Regions from separate parts of the Homo sapiens genome. Here region 2 is linked to region 1. The links are chromatin loops, found by intact Hi-C in ENCODE. Cell type or tissue: heart left ventricle. All regions are shown on one strand.

Region 1 (8,000 bases):
TCCAAATGCTAGTTAGGATCACCGGAAAGCAAAGCAGATGCCTAATGTAATCATGATTTTAATTCTTAACATTTCCTACAGCAGCATTTATAACCTTTAAGAAAACAGGACCTCTAGTCTGTAAAAAGCCCCAAGTGGATGTCTCTTTCTTCTTTGCTTTATTCTTTAGCCATGGCAAGGAAGGGGCAGAAGGTTGTAATTCTGGCAAACTCCCACACATGCAACATGGACTCATATCTCTCACAAAGGACACACATGCACACTGATGCAATCACGTCTAGAAATGAATCAGTGCCCTTGAGACAGGAGCTCGTGACTAATGCTCTCTGAGTAGCGCAGGGGCAGCTTGGCAAACCAACTATATCGGGGCCAGCACAGAACAAAGCACAGGTGAGCAATGAGCTATAGCACAGGGAGAGGGAGGGGCTGATCCATGTGGTTCCAGGGCTTGAAACACATCATCTGAAGGTAATTCCCATGTAATTATAGAGCGCCAAAAAGGGAAACTGAGCTTTGGCCTGGGTCATGCGTGCAAACGCACTGTAGGATCTATGGTGACTTCCTTTACTTTTCTTGGACTCAGTTTCCTTATCTCGAAAAATGAGGAATTGTAGCACAACAGAAAGACTCCTTTCTCCTTCCACACCCTATGAAATACTCAAAGGCATTGCTTCCTGTTCCCTCAACAGAAAAAAAAGAATGTCATAAAAAGAAGTGGCGGGAACTGTTCTCCTAAAAAATATTTTAGATACTCAAAAATGACTGACAAGTTCTCCAGGTTGTTTCAGCACTATTTGTTCTGTTTGAAACACTAAACAAGCAGGAATGGTAGAGAAAAAAAAAGTGTTTCTCTCTTTATCCTAAAGTATAGTCATGCACTGCATAATGCTGTTTAGGTCAATGATAGACCACATGTGATTATAACACCATGTTTTACTGTACCTTCTCTGTGTTTAGATACACAAATACTTACTATTGTGTTACAATTGCCTACAATGTTCAGTACAGTAACATACTGCACAGGTTTGTAACCAGCCCAGGAGCAATTGGCTAGATGACACAGCCTAGGTGTGTTGAAGGCTGTATCACGTAGGTTTGTGTAAATGCATTCTAATGTTCGCACAACGATGAAATCGCCTAATGATGCATTTCTCAGAACGTATTCTCATCATTAGGTGATGTATGACTATAATGTCCATGGAAGACATTTTACCAACACATGTACACTTCTGTGGGTATTTCTCTGACAATGTCTAGTCTCCTAGAAGTGCCTAACGTGGAGTGTGGAGTATCTTTCACCACAGTGCATAATTCTGCCTAGTCACCACTTTCTCTAAGACATTTATCCTCTAAAGCATCTTTTTCCTGGAATCACATCCCAGGGAGTAATTTATTAAAGAAATAACCAAAATCCATAAATTTGTCAGCCTTGTTTCTCTCCTGAAGGAGAGGTAAAAAAGAAAGATAACCTTCCGCAGCTTGGGTCAGCCGGACTTAAATTGAAGGGGTCGTTAAAGCAAATATATGAATGTTTGGGGAAAGGGAGGCAAGGAAGGACCCTTGAGAGAGACGAGTGACTGCTCAGTCTCAAGCAGTGTCTATTACACACAAATATCCCAAGATTTCCCCTTTGCCTTTGACAAACTGGGAGGAGGGAACAGGTTGTCCCAAAAATTGATGTGACTGGAAACCAAATTTTTTCTACTGTGGAGGGTGTCTGCAGTCTTAATTACTCCCTTCAAATGGAAGAACAAAGCTCCCATGGAGGAACTGGAGAGAGCTGAGCTGAACTGAGCTGTAGGTTGATCATATTTCAAGGTTTGCTTGTAATCAATACTACTTTGGTCACCCCCAGACCATTACTGCAGAAGCCTCCTTACCAGTATCAGGATCCTACTTTGCTCTGCAGCCACTTCCTGGAGTTCTTCGAAAACTCTAAAAGAAAACAAAACCCAAACACATCACATCAGAAAGATGAGGCATTGAGAAACTTTATAAGCTTAAGAGGAAGTAGATGCTTGTGTAGGGGAGTTTTTAGATTAGGGAGAAAGAGACAGACATACGAAGAGAGAAAGTCAGTTCTATTTCCAGAGAAAATAAGAAGTTGTTTTGTTGAAGATTAAACCTATTATCAGGGCCGAACCAGATCCACCAATAAAGTAGTACTCTTTATTGCTCCTCAAGTGTTTGGCATAGGTATTTTCCACTTGCAGCTAGCATCTTAACTGTATATCTAAAACTGACATTTGCAAAACCAAACAGGTGAGGGGCCATATTGGCTCTGGAAAAGAATTCACATCCCTAATACACAGAAAATATGATTTATAAAAATCCACTTTTTTTTCATAGAACCATTCAGGAGCACAGCATTGATAGAAAGTGAATATTCCTAGACTCTAACATAAAAAAAAAATCTAGTCAAAATGTATCATACAGTGTTGTTGAAAGAAATTGCACATACATGTAGAAAACAACTTTACATTGAAAAAAATCTTTACTGTTCATGGATTAGGTTTTACCTAAAGCCCTATTACTTGCAGTTGTGCTCATCCCACAGATGTTTACTCATAATCTATCTTGCTCTTTATAAATCAAGTCAACAACTATTACATGTCTTTTATGGACTCCAAATTTCAAGAACTCTGTGAGAGGCATACAAACAACATATATATAACGCACAGCTATCCATGACATGGATTTCAACTGTATCCCCCAATAACCCAGGTTCTTCAGGTCATAAATGGATGGGCTTTATCTTCTAACAATCCACACGATCTGTAGCAGATTTTCCAGATGGTAAGCAATGGAATGACCAACTGTCCAGGTTTTCCCAAGACTGAGGGAGTTCCTTGGTTGTGAACGTTTCAGTACTAAAACCAAGATCTCAGGCAAACCTGGATAAGTTGGTCATCCTAGAGAGTTGAGGGAGAAATGACATCATTCAATTATATCAGTGTAGTAATCACATACTTGTCCTCTGCTTCTTCCTTGTCTTTCTTTCCTTCCCTTCCTATCCCATCTTACTCTCTTAGGATAGCTCTATGGCACAGTGACTAAGAACCAGATTGTGGTTTCCAAATAGATACGGGTCTAAATTCCAGCTTTGCCATGACTTTTTAAAAATCTTGTACAATTGACTTAACTTCTCCAGTCCTGCTTCCTTACTAGTGACACATGAGAAAATGCATATGAAGTACATACCATCATGCCTGACACATACATCATGCTTTATACATGTTAGTCACTATTGTCTCTGGATCATGCCCTTATGGATACTTCCAGCTTCCAGGGTTCTGGTTCTAATGAGACCAATATCAGGGCATGCTATGGATCAACAGGAATTAAACCTTCCCACCGCAGTGCATTTGCAGAGCCCTATGCAAATCAATCCTTTGACGTTTCATTAATGAGAACGCAAAAAGTAGGTACAACTGAAAGCAAGAAGTAGGTATAACTGCAGCAACATCCTGATTACCCAGAATTTTTCCAACTTTTCTCATCCAATCTCTTCAAGCAACCCCCTTGCATTATTGTTCCCATATGCTCGACACCCAAGCACATAGAGACATACGCATCACATAAACACACAGAGGGACACACATACACACAGAGGTTTTTATATGGCTGAGCTGGGAGAAGCCAAGTAAAACACTTTTTCTTTTGTTTCTAGACTATTTAGCAAATACGAGGAAAATGACGTGGCACTGAAGAGGGGACTTAGAGAGACAGGGCCAGTGGGTGGAGGAGGAGAGGACGTGCCGGGAAAAGAATGCAGAAAGGAGATTTTTTTTGGCCACAGAGTTTTTGCTAAAAGCAGCTAGGAAGCCCCACGGCTCCAGTGTGCGTGAACTCCTGGTAATTTCCTTGGGGAATCCCGCCTCAGAGAACCTCTACCCCGAGAATTAGGAGGAAGCTGAGCTAGGTGAGTTTCCAAACGGAGGGGGTGGGTGAGTGACTAAAGGCCTGAAGACCGGCCCAGACGAGTTTCCCAGTGGGCGTCCCCTGGCTGCTCTGACAGCCACAATAGGAACTCAGTCCAGAAGAGGGGAATGCCGAGGCCAGGGACGATTCCTAGTGTTTTCCTTTGTCTCTCAGCTTCCTGTGTTTGAAATGAAGGCATCCGAGGCTCTCTGTGGCCACTCTTGTCTGGGATTCTTTCCTCAAGAGGTGTTCTTGAATTTGTGAGAACTGCCAGGAAATGGCGTGAGTCATGTCTTCTTAGCAGACAATATTCAGCTTTAGAAATTCCCAGAGATATGACTTGTTTATAGGAAAGGAAACAGGGCTATTCTGAGCTGCCAGGGGAAGAGGAAAGCGCTGCTCATTTTTTAAAATATCGTGTTGAAAGGTCATACACGCGGCCAGAGTGCCAGCAAGAGCCCGGTATAGACACTGATGTTAGCAGTTCATTTGCCTACATTTCAGGCGATATTTTTGAGCGTGGCATTTTAAAATGCGAGTTCCATGGCATTGAAATTCCACTCCCAGTCTTAAGCCCAAAGGCATGAGCAGGGTCCAAGGCGGAGTCTTGGTTGGAGGGGTGCGGCTGGGGTGTTGTTAGGCCTGGCTGAGGGGAGGGGAGGAGCATATACAAAGACACCACCTTTCTCTACTTTCTAATTTCACATTTCTTGAGCAGCCAGCTGATTTTTGTTCCCATATTCCATGCTCCTTCCTCTACTGTCTTTTCTTCATAGTGTTAACAACTGCCATGTCCATTGTCCTTACCTTAAAGGATTGTTCAAAGCGGCCAACTTTGGAAAATGTGTCCAAGGAGAGAAACTCGGGGGGATTCCTACTCCTGCAACCCTTGCTTCTGGCATTGGACCACCTTCTTGTGCAAAAAGTTTGGTCCTGAAATGTTTGAACTCGTAAAGGCACCGTTTACACATCTGTCACTGTTAGCAGAGCCAGTCAGCTGACCACAGAGATTGATTTCCAAGGAGAAAATAATCCACTGAGTATTCACTGATACAACAATAATTAGCCAATGTGATAATTTCATAGATACCACATCTGATAAAATCAACACCTTTTCCTAATTACAGAGTAAACATTTCAATAGGAATAGAAGGATGCTCCTTCAATGTGATAAAGATGCTCTTGGCTTAAAGTAAATAAAGATTATAATTAATTGGCAAACATTGAAAATCAGAAACAAACACAAAGAATGTCCTTTAGTATGATTATCACTGTTTCTGGTTTTTGTTTGTTTGTTTTTTGGGGTTTTTTTGAGACAGAGTCTCGCTGTGTCGCCCTGGCTGGAGTGCAGTGGCACAATCTCGGCTCACTGCAACCTCTGTCTTCCAGGCTCAAGCGATTCTCGTGCCTCAGCCTCCCGAGTAGCTGGGACTATCAGCTAGCATCATTATCACTTTAGATTCTCTGGTTAATGCAGTAGGTTATAAACACAAAAGGAATAAATTTTTGTGAACTAAGGTACTAAAGTACATGAAAATCACACAAGTATAAATCTGAAAAAGTCAAAAGAATTAACTAAAAGCTTTCTTTATTTTAAAAAAGAGTCATAAAGTGGCTTGGAATAAGATAAATACCTAAAAAGCAACAGTATTTCTATATACTGGCAGTAAACAGATAGATAATATAAAGCAAAAGAAAAGCTATTCAAATAGCGACAAATATAAAATATTTATAAACTCAATAAGAAATGTATTAAAAGTTTTAAAACCTTGATTGGGGGATATATTTTTAATAATTAAGAGGAAGAGTTATATTTTTATTAGATGGAAAAATTCAACATAAAGATGCCAAGGCTCCTCAAACTTACTGAAATAATTCTGTCTAAAGATCCAACGGGACGTTTCTTGAAGGTCATTAGAATGAACACTGACGAATTGCTAAGCTTAGTGCTTATCTTATTAAAAACATTCAAAACTATAAACAGGAAAACTAGCAAAATGCAAATGTTCTTAGGGATCAGCCTCGTCAGATATCAGAACCTATTGTAAAAACTGAAACTGTGTTTGATGTAAATATAAAAATATAAAGAAAAAGAAAATAATGAAATCCCCTGAAACAGACCCTGTTATATACATATGTGTCACATTTTATAGATGGCCTCATAGTTCACAAAGTTTTCCACTTGCATTATCTTTTATGCTTCAGAATCATGCTAGGAATCAAGTCGTATTATTACCCTCAGTCTTAGTTCTGAAGAAACTGACACTCAGAAGTGGCTTGACCAACATAATAAAACTAAGATAAACCCAGACTTGAACCTAGATTTTCTGACTTCTCTTACCAGGCATCTTTTCACTACATCAATCTCACAATACATTGGAGAATATACTTTTTTTAACCATACTGAAATTAGGGGAAAAAATGTTTCGACCTGCCCTTACACCATGTACTCCTGCTAACAATAAACAAACAAAATCCTGTAGTTGTTTGATGAAACATAGAGATATGACACTGAACTAGGGTCTGTGTCTGTGGTTGTCCCTCACTGAGTCCACTCACAAAGTACGAAGCTACAATGCTTCCTATTCACCTCCTCCCACCCCCACCCCCACCCTATCACCCCCATCCACCCCAGATGAATTACTTATTGTCACTAAGACGTAGCAGTGCCCAAAGTGAAATTGAAACTCTCCAGCAAATTACTGTTAAAAGAAAGTATAGTCAGTCTGTTTCTGGGGAGGGGTTGGATAATTAGAGAGCAACTAATTAGGAGCATACAGTTAAGAGTAAGGACAAACAGAAAGAAGAAAAGGAGTAAGCAACTCATACATAGTGCAGACCCACTATGTGGGAAAACCACTCATCTCTGACATTGTAGCAAAAAAGCAGCTGTCAACAATAAACATAAATGCTAGCCTTAGCTGAATGGGCACAGCTGTGTTCCAATAAAACTTTATTTCCATAACAGGCAGCAGGCAGACTATACATTGATGACTCCTGTACTAAGCAATTTAAGATAGTTTTTCCATTCAATTATCCTAAAAAAAAAACCCCTTTAGATAAGAAATCAGAGGTTACTCAACATGACCACCTGACATTAAGATGGATACAAGTATTTGCCTCAGTAAGTGGCAGAGCTGAAATCTGAACTCAGGTCTTGTGACTCCCAAGCTGGGAAGCTGGAAAGTGTGTAGTCTTCTGATAGGGCAGCCTCCTGTGACTCAGAGGTTTAACTGGATTTTATGGGTGTGAAGTCTCAGCAGGTAGAAGAGGCCTGAACAGGCTGCATCTAATGAACTAGACATGTGTTGCACTGAACCAGGCTGGGAGTACGTGGGTGATCTCTGTTGCAATCATTTAACAAAGTAGGGAGGTATAGACATGCCCATTCACCTCAGACACACCCCTCGCCTCCGAGACATCAAATCCGCTCCTCCTAACACACAGCAGGGTGCAGTTGTGGTCAGAAGTGAGTGGGAGAAGGAGGGTAGGCAGATGGGTGGCTGTTTATGGAAACCAGGAAATCCCAAAAAATAAAGTCATCTAGAGCAATTCAGGCAACTTCTTTGAGTCCAAGCTTTCCTTTCTGTGGAATAGAAATGTCTGTCCTCTTTCTTTTCTTTTTTTTTAGCAAGATGTCAGAATAATACAATAGGAAAAAAAAAAAAAACTCTGTGTAAAGTTCATTGGGCACCTCAGGGATACATGTCATTTGATGACATAGTCTCATTGTCACCTGACGCCCCATGACTTCAGCTGGCTCCAGAGTCTGCATGTAGCTTTCTGTGGGGAACTCTGCCATCTTTACATTTAACACATCTCTGCTGACAGACCAGCACTATTGAGCTGGTGCTTTGACAACCACGTCGACAAGAGACCAGGAGAGATGCCATGTAAAGGTGAAAGGACAGTGACTAAGGGGAGCAAATGAGCTTTTAAACGAGCCTGACACCATCCAGCTAGTTTTCATACTCCCTCCTGTGAAAAATCTTGACATATTGGTACATTGCTATGAGTTATTTATTTATATCGGTGTATAGTGGCCTAATATTATTTGCTCTTGCAGAGTGTTATCTAGG
Region 2 (8,000 bases), 76 kb before region 1:
CATTCCTCTGTGGCTTTCCTAGTTTCACAGTGAATATTAATTTTTAGAGCATTCCTATGAAGTAGAAAAGTGGCAAAGCAAGTTGGCTCCATTTCCGTGTGTGGGGCGGGGGTGGTAAGATACTAGTGCAGAGAGATGAACTGACTCGTCAGAGGCAAGGCTAGTTGGAGGAAATCCAGAGGGCAGTTTGGGCTTCTTGGTTTCTTCTGGTTTTATCATCTAAACCCATCCTAATGAGGTTACTGTCTTTAACTCAGCCTGTCCAGATCTCATCTAAAAAGAGGAAGCAAAGACCTGGGTAATTTTCCAGATAATTTCTTTAAAAGAGAAAAAAGCAACCTCTCTTTCCTCCAAATTGTTTATAATTGATGCAATACAGGAAGTCTCACTGCTTGTTAATGAGCTCCCAAACTCAAATTTTGCTATTTAATTTCTTTTTGAAATCTGCGTTTGCCCGAAATATCTCAGTAATTCAAGTGGAAAGGGAAGTTTTGCCTAAATTATGAAAATGACCTCAATTTCCTTCTTTGCGTAGCTAAGGGAGAAGTGGGCAGAACATGGTATCTGAGCTGTAGGAATCAAACCCTTCCCCATGGCCTGGGGTACATGGATCCCCTCTTGGTGTTGGGGAAACCCCACACTCAAGTTCAACATTGTCATCCTGTTTTCCGTCGTCAATCTGTAAGTCTTCATCCTTTACTCATTTGTATCTCCCAGGACTGCAACAGACACCACCTGCTTTGTTTCATTTATGCATTAGTAAAAACGTAGGACTTATACTAATGATTGGAAGAAATGACTCATTTCAAGTTCTTGCTACAGGGTCAGTCTTGGACACAGTTTATTTTGTATGTATATAAAATGGGTAAATTGAGCTAGCAGTGATGAAGCAAGGAAATGACTGCCCTGCCTGCTTTTTTGCCAAAGCACACGTCCCAGTTCTTTGTCTGACTCTAGTCCCTGTCATCTGCCAGTCTGCTTTTGTCTTTCCCTCATTCGGCCACTCTTCCCTTACTCCTTTCTTCTTGTATCTCTCGGGATAGAGCCACATGCCTCTGGACGGCTTCCATTCAGTGAGAACCTTGGATAACAAGGTGGTCCACAGGCAGCAGTTCAGCTGAAAAGCAGCAGCCCTATCCTGAAGCTATTTTGGAGGCAGACTATGAGTCGATAGCAGGACACCAACAGTTTGCCTCTTCACTGGGGCTCACAGATAAAAGCCTCAGATCTTGATGATGAACAGCGGCAGCTCCTTTGGGCGGGCATGTGGGCTGTCCTGCTGCTCCCGGCAGTCAGAAGAGCCAAGAACAAAAGATGTCCGCCAGGCCGCCCTGGTACCCAGCCGGAGCACACTGGGTGTCTTGCACACTCACATCCACACACTGCCCGACTCCCTGAGGCATGGAGATTGCTCTCTTCTGGATTCACACATCTCCCAAAAGGAAGAGCCCCTTTCTGAGATAAAATCACTGCATTTTTACACCCTGAACAATTAGACAAGATTTCCCAAAATGTAAGAGCAGTTAGTAGTTAGTAGACTCCATCCAAGGCGGTGAAGGCAGGAGGAGAGAAAAGGAGGGAGGAGGGAGAGGGTGGGGGAAGGAGAGCAGCAGCTTTGGAGTCTTTGTTTCTCTCCCATCTGGCTGAAAGCCAGAGGCGAAGATCGAAGAGACCTATCCTTTGTCCACTGATCTGACAGTCATCCCATGTTACCACTCGGCAAAATCAAAGTGAAATGCGTTCACACATTCACGTCCATCGCTCAAAAGGTTGCTATGAAATCTGTCTTCCTGTGCCTAATGGCAGCAGGATTTCTATGCAACAGTCCTGTTTTCAAGGTCATAATAAAATGAAGAGAGCTCCACTTTTTCCACTATAGTCCATCATTCTTAGCATGCTCCTGTCCTCCCAAGGACCCAAGCATGTGCTCTGTGACTTTAAGGGAAGAGAGAGTTCTTCCCAGCCTCTCTCTATCACGTCAGGTTAGGCTGTAGCATGTAAAGTTCCAGGCCATAAATAATTCAAAAGGCATGAAGAAGATTTTCTTCATTCTCCATCTATCTCTGCACACAACATCCCTCCCTCCCTTTCTGGCTTATAACAAATGCTAATTTAATCAACTGGCAGTAGATTGTACTGGTTGCTGACTCATGCCAGACACAGCCCCTATGGACTAACAGAGCTATGCCATCTCATTTGGAAATGAACAATGAAGAAGTGTGGTCCTGAGCTGACCACCTTCCTGCATTTGTCCTTTGTTTCCTCATTTTTCTACCCTCCTCCCCTAAAAAAAGGTTATTTACAAATGTATCCCCTGACATACACGCAAGCAATTTACATGGCAGCCACACCGCCTGCAAGGGGCTGAGCTACATGCAAGCTATGTGGCCTCTCAACTGCCTGTAAGGACACATGGGACTTCCCTAGTGGTCCTGAAAGCCGTTCTCTAGAAAGACCCTGTGCATGTGGCAGGGGGAAGGGGAGAGCAGGCAGTGCCGAGGGTGGGAAGGGCGGGAGGCAGAGCCTTGTTATCCAAGCTGTGAAAGCGCGTGTGTCAGTGAGAAAGCATGTGTGTTCTGAAACCGACAGCACCGGATGGAAGCTGATTAAAAAGTGTAGGGGAGCAGCTCCCCCAGGAGAAGTCTTTTTCACCTTACCAAGCTGGGCGGGAGTGGGGACTCTCAGACCCCTGGGAACAGTGGAGAAAGGAGAGTGGGAGAAGGAACTTTCCCAAAGACAAGACAGTGGGTGCAGCAGGTAGAAGGGCAGTGGGTGGAGAGGATAGAACATAAAGAAACGCCTCCAAAAGAAAGGACCAAGAGATACGGAGATATTTCTGGGAAGCCTAGGGAGCCCCATGGCCTATTTCCTTTTCCTTCTGCTCTTTCACTGTAGCTATAAATATTTATCTTATGAAGAAGCATCCTCCCTCCCCACCCCAGAGGGATTTATTTAAAGCCCACACCATCACGATCATGCAAATATTTGCTGAGTGCTATTGTATAGGGTCCTCTGTGAGGACACAGAAGATCGTTTACCTTCTCACCTTCCAATGCCTTGTAAAACACTTATGGTGTGCCAAGCACCATGCTGCCCCTTATTTTGTTAGCTTTCTCCTTTTAGCCACCCCCTCAGGTACACAGAGCTGGTAGCATGAGGCCCATTCTACAGAGAGCTGGAGCTCCGGGAAAGGGCTAGCGGATGGCACAGTCATGGCTGACACTATTTCCACCAGACACCCTGCTCCCTGGGGGTTTACACACAGGAGGTCTAGCTGCTTAGACATTAGGTTATCACCTATTAAGCAAATGGAGAAGCAAAACTTCAGAATTTCTGGAAGGGTCTGACCCATCTGGTCACCAGACCCTGCCCACAGTGCTGACTATCCCTGCTATTCTTCTGGTCTTGAATTGTCAATGAACGCTTTTATGTGCAATTGTACACCTCCCCAGCCCACCACCACCACATCGGATTGCAACTCCTCCTGGCCAGGAGCTGAGTCTGGGGAGCTTTTGTGTTTCCTGACAAGGCTAAGAGGAAAGGCTTGCAGAGAACAAATTCAAATTTTCTGGTTGATTGCAAGCACACTTTCAGTCTCTTAAAACGAGAAACCCTACCCCAGCCACCTTTATTTCCAAATCCTCACGTTGAGGCTGGTGTCTGCCGTGGTGGTTCTCCCAGGATGGTAGCTGTGTCTGCATTCCTTTGGGTTGTTTTTTGGGCGTATGTGCATATGTGTGTGCACACATGTGTGTGTCTCAGACTGTATTGTTACATGCCCTTCTTCGAGGGTTTTTCTCTACGAGGCTCCCTGCTGACAAGCAGGACATGCACAATGGCAAAAGTGCTTTTTCTCTTAGACCAATGAGAATTCATAATCCACTTCCTACAGAAGCCCAGAAAGGGAACCAAACAAGCAGCCCTCTTCTCCCCCAGCATCCTGAGTCATGTCACAAATATTCTACACTCTTTTCTTCTAATTTATGTTGCTACAACTTCAAGGTCATTGGGAAGCTAGGAAAGAATTGGCCCTGCCTGGGGGAGGCTTTTGCACCCAGCACACAGCATTCTAACTGCCCCTGCTTCACTGCCAAGAAGGGAAGGTGTGGTTCACTTTGTCCTTATTTGACCAGAGGCTAGGCATGGAATGCTGCCTCAGTGCCTGGACTGTAAACTCCTGAGGCGGTCATAAATAGGCACTCGGCCTGGTATGGCTTCTTGGCTAAACATTTGCACAGTAACACAAATGAGGCAGCAGACATGAGTCAGGAGGGAGAAATCAGCTCAAGAAGGGGTGGGGGCTGGAGCTTAGGCTTCTCAAGCCTTTGAGATGATGCTTTAGCCAGAGATACTCAGCTGAGCCTCCAGGGACAGACTGCGGGCCCTCCCCCATGCACTGCACCACCTGCCAGATACATTTGCAAAGCAGCTTGTAAGACCAGCTAAGTAAAGAGCTACTTGTCCATACTCCATGCATGAGGCCAACAAGGACCTTGTGTGTTTCTGAAAGGGGCAATAAAAAGACATTAATTATTTTATCCAGATTGAACATTCACAGTTTCATCCAAGGTTATATACAAGCTGAGAACTTAAAGCTCAGGGATGATACTGACCCTGCAAGGTTAAGTCTGGTAGAAATATGAAAAGATAATAGTTATATCATTCCAGTGATCATTGTTAAGTGCTCAGTGATCAGTGGATCACCAGATTTATCCTTGCTTCCCAGAGACAGGGTGCCAGTGGCTGGTGGCCAGAAGTTTTTAAGCCCACACAGCATGTTTCCTATTCTCTGCTGGGGACAATGAAAGGGAGAGCCTCTCCCAGCTGCTACATGCCACCCTCTAAAGATCAGAAATAAAGTATGTGCTGAAGAAATGAATGGATTATTTCCTTTATTCATTCACAATAAAACACAGTGCTGCCCCGATATTGTGTTTCTCCATAGTAAGTCTGCCTCCCTCTGCTCCTGTTTAACAATTACGGTTTGCTAGGACTGCAAAGACCACAGATTGGGTGGCTTAAACAACAGAAATTTATTATCTCACAGTTCTGGAGGCTAGAAGCCCAAGATGAAGATGTCAGCAGGGGTGGTTGCTTCTAAGGGTGTCTCTCTTTGGCTTGCAGATGATCACCTTCCTGTGACATCTTCACAGGTCTTCCATCTTCACAGGTCTTCCCTCTGTGTCTGTCTACATCCTAACTTCTTCTTACAAGGACACCAGATATCATGGACACCATGGATTAGGGCCCACCCATATGAGATCATTTCATTTTCCCTCTTTAAAGACCCTATTTCTAAATGCAACCACATCTCGAGGTGCAGGGAGTTAGGACTTTAACACATAACACAATTCATTCCAATAACAACAATTATAATTTTTTGGTGTCACAGGGCCAAATAGCTTAGTCCCCTCCTCTCTGTGTCTGCATAAACATTTTGGCAAACGCAAATACTGCCCCTGACACAGACAGACACAGGATCTGCCCTTACCATGTCTGCCCACACCCTCTCTCCAAAAAAGGCTCTATCAAATAATTCCATGGCGTTTCAGGTTGTAACAACAGAAAAAAAGGTCTTTTTCTTTACGTATGAATTTTCTAGTCAGTCTTTCTACTGCTGAAGGAAAGGGGCAGTGACAATGCCTTGCCCTTTGTTCATTTATTCCTACCACCTGATTCACTTGTTTTGGTATGAAGGCAGCTTCTGTCTGGCTGTCTCATTATCAACATCACATGTGAGCAGTTTATTTTGGTAATAGAATGAGGTTTCATTTATTTTGAACATAAACTGAGATTCAGCATTTCACCAGCCCAAGTTGTAGGAAAAACTCCAAGTGGCAGGGTTATACCTGGTTCTCTTCATCCTGCGTCTTTCCTCCACCAGGTAACCCCAGATCCCATGAGGTGGCAGTGTCACCATTGCCCCAGCCCAGAGTCATTTCAAGGAGGAGCAGGTCACTTCCTGATTCCCAAAGCATCTGCCTGTACCATTGAAAACTTATTCCTGCTCAGGTAAGTCCTAACTATCCGTCCAGCCCCACACAGCCCTTTTCAAGAGCAGGAATGCTGAGCTCATGGGATGAATTTTGGTCCCATAACTACAGAATAGTTAAATGGGTAAGCATCAAGAAAGAACACACCTGTGATATTTTTGATGCTTTAAAAACTCTCATTTAAAATGTCCTGTCCCTCAACCCATGTTGAGTGTGTGTGTTTTGTTTTTTGAAATACTCCTCTGAGCTCAGCACACTAGAGACATGACAAATTTGGTGTTTTGAACCATATGCCCGTTTGAATTGTAGAGATGCACATTGGTTAGGTTTTTAGAGCACCTTCTGGTAAATTAAGTCAGAGGTAGATATCAATGCTGGTATATACTCAAGCAGACAAGGAAAATTAATTGCAAGAATGGGGCGGGAAAATATCTTCCATTTATCTTCTTCCTATTTCAAAATTCAAACCTACATTTCTAGAGATTTAAAGATATGACGATAAGGAAGTTTTAATTGGCCAAGATTTGAAGCTAAAGAGGCTAACCTCAAGGAATTAGTATTATTTGTTTATCTACTACTTATGGGGTATAGAGCTGTATACTGAGTCATAGTTAGACATGTAAATCTCTATCGTCCAGGATCACATCATCAGAGTAAAGAGACCAAAGATGCTTGAAACTGTAACAATGGAAAGCAGGAAAACCTGATCAGTTCCAACTGGGCAGGATGGACATTCCGTTTGGGGTTCAGAGTGGGAATGATCACTGCAGTGAAGGGGTCTCAGAGGAGGTGACATTTGAATTTGGATTAGGGGCTTGGAGTGGGAGAATGATATGCCAAAACTGTTGTCAGGGGTGAGTTCCCTAGCACAGGGCACAGGATGTGCGGGGGCAGGTGGGGAGCAAGCTTGGGAGGCAAGCTTATAGACCCTTGCCACGGCCCAGGCACAAGGCAATTCACACGGGAGCTGAGGTATGGCAGTGGTGAGTAGAGGCAGAGATGGGTGGGTAGAGGAAGAGACAGCATCTGTGAAGAAGAATAAGCAGAGCTTTGAGTCTACCGACTGTGAGGAACAGAGGACAGGGACCAGGGTCCTGACCACCGACCAGCTTTCAAAGGAAGACGGCTGCCCACGGGGAAGGTCTGGCTCCTAGACCTTCTTCCTAGCTGGGCAGCTGTCTCAGCTCCCTCTACTTCTCACATGCTCTTAAAATAGCAGAACTGTCCAGCATGCTGGGCTTTCCAGTGGAGTCCAGGCCACCCCAAGAATATAGCCCTGCCCTCTGAACAGGTAGGAAGAATGTTCAGGGCACAGGTATGAATTATCCAGGGGCAGTTGTCAAACAAAAAGTCCCAGAGCTCCCTCTGGCTTCAACCCCAAAGCAAGATCTCCATTCCAACTGTACTCAATCAAGTGGACATAGTCCAGCTATGACTGGGATCATTTGGACTTCATATCACATATCTTTGTCCCCTTTTGGATATTGTCGTGATTTTTTTTGTCGGCCCCTGTTACGCATCTATTGTCTTCATTCCCCTTTTCCAATATCCCTTATTTCTATTTGAATTTCTCATATGATCCTGGGACTTACGTGGTCTAGGTGAGGTTAATCAGGCATTCCATCCACCTGTTCTTGTTGACATATTTAAGCTTCTGGTTCAAATGTCACCTGAAGCCAGATACCTCTAAACTTTTCATTTATATGAAATAACTTCCCTTTATTGTTTGAGCTAGTTTGAGCTCGGTACCCTCTGCTTGCACGTAAAAAGTCCCTGACGTGGCCCAGTGTGGTGGCTCATGCTTGTAATTTAAGCACTTTGGGAGGCTGAGGTGGGTGGATCACCTGAGGTCAGGAGTTCAAGAACAGCCTGGCCAACAAGGTGAAACCCCATTTCTACTAAAAATACAAAATTAGCTGAGCATGGTGGTGCACACCTGTAATCCCAGCTACTTGGGAGGCTGAGGCAGGAGAATCACTTGAACCCTGGAGGCAGAGGTTACGTTGA

What was found. A loop is a pair of places that touch in the nucleus more often than their neighbours do. Peaks named below come from ENCODE experiments on the same cell type or tissue, not always from the same donor. Only the 100,000 strongest peaks of a DNase experiment are listed, where the experiment ranks them.
Region 2: it touches region 1 in a loop (11-fold over the local background); 18 of 110 quality-filtered maps call a loop at or near these places.

The regions. Positions count from the first base shown.
Region 1 is chr2:207,330,761-207,338,760 of GRCh38, forward strand. LOC105373851 (a long non-coding RNA gene) reads left to right here and starts at 3,600. Exons shown (of 4, transcript XR_923809.3): 1 at 3,600-3,922. RefSeq lists enhancers at 146-325, 3,503-3,552, 3,813-4,222. In heart left ventricle, a CTCF peak has its summit at 4,015; a DNase peak (open chromatin) is centred at 3,981; H3K4me3 peaks cover 1,196 bases; H3K27ac peaks cover 3,465 bases.
Region 2 is chr2:207,254,556-207,262,555 of GRCh38, forward strand. LINC01802 (long intergenic non-protein coding RNA 1802) reads left to right here and starts at 5,890. Exons shown (of 3, transcript NR_146973.1): 1 at 5,890-6,012. In heart left ventricle, no CTCF peak of the experiment used is centred here; DNase peaks (open chromatin) are centred at 1,318, 4,139 and 4,234; H3K27ac peaks cover 2,068 bases.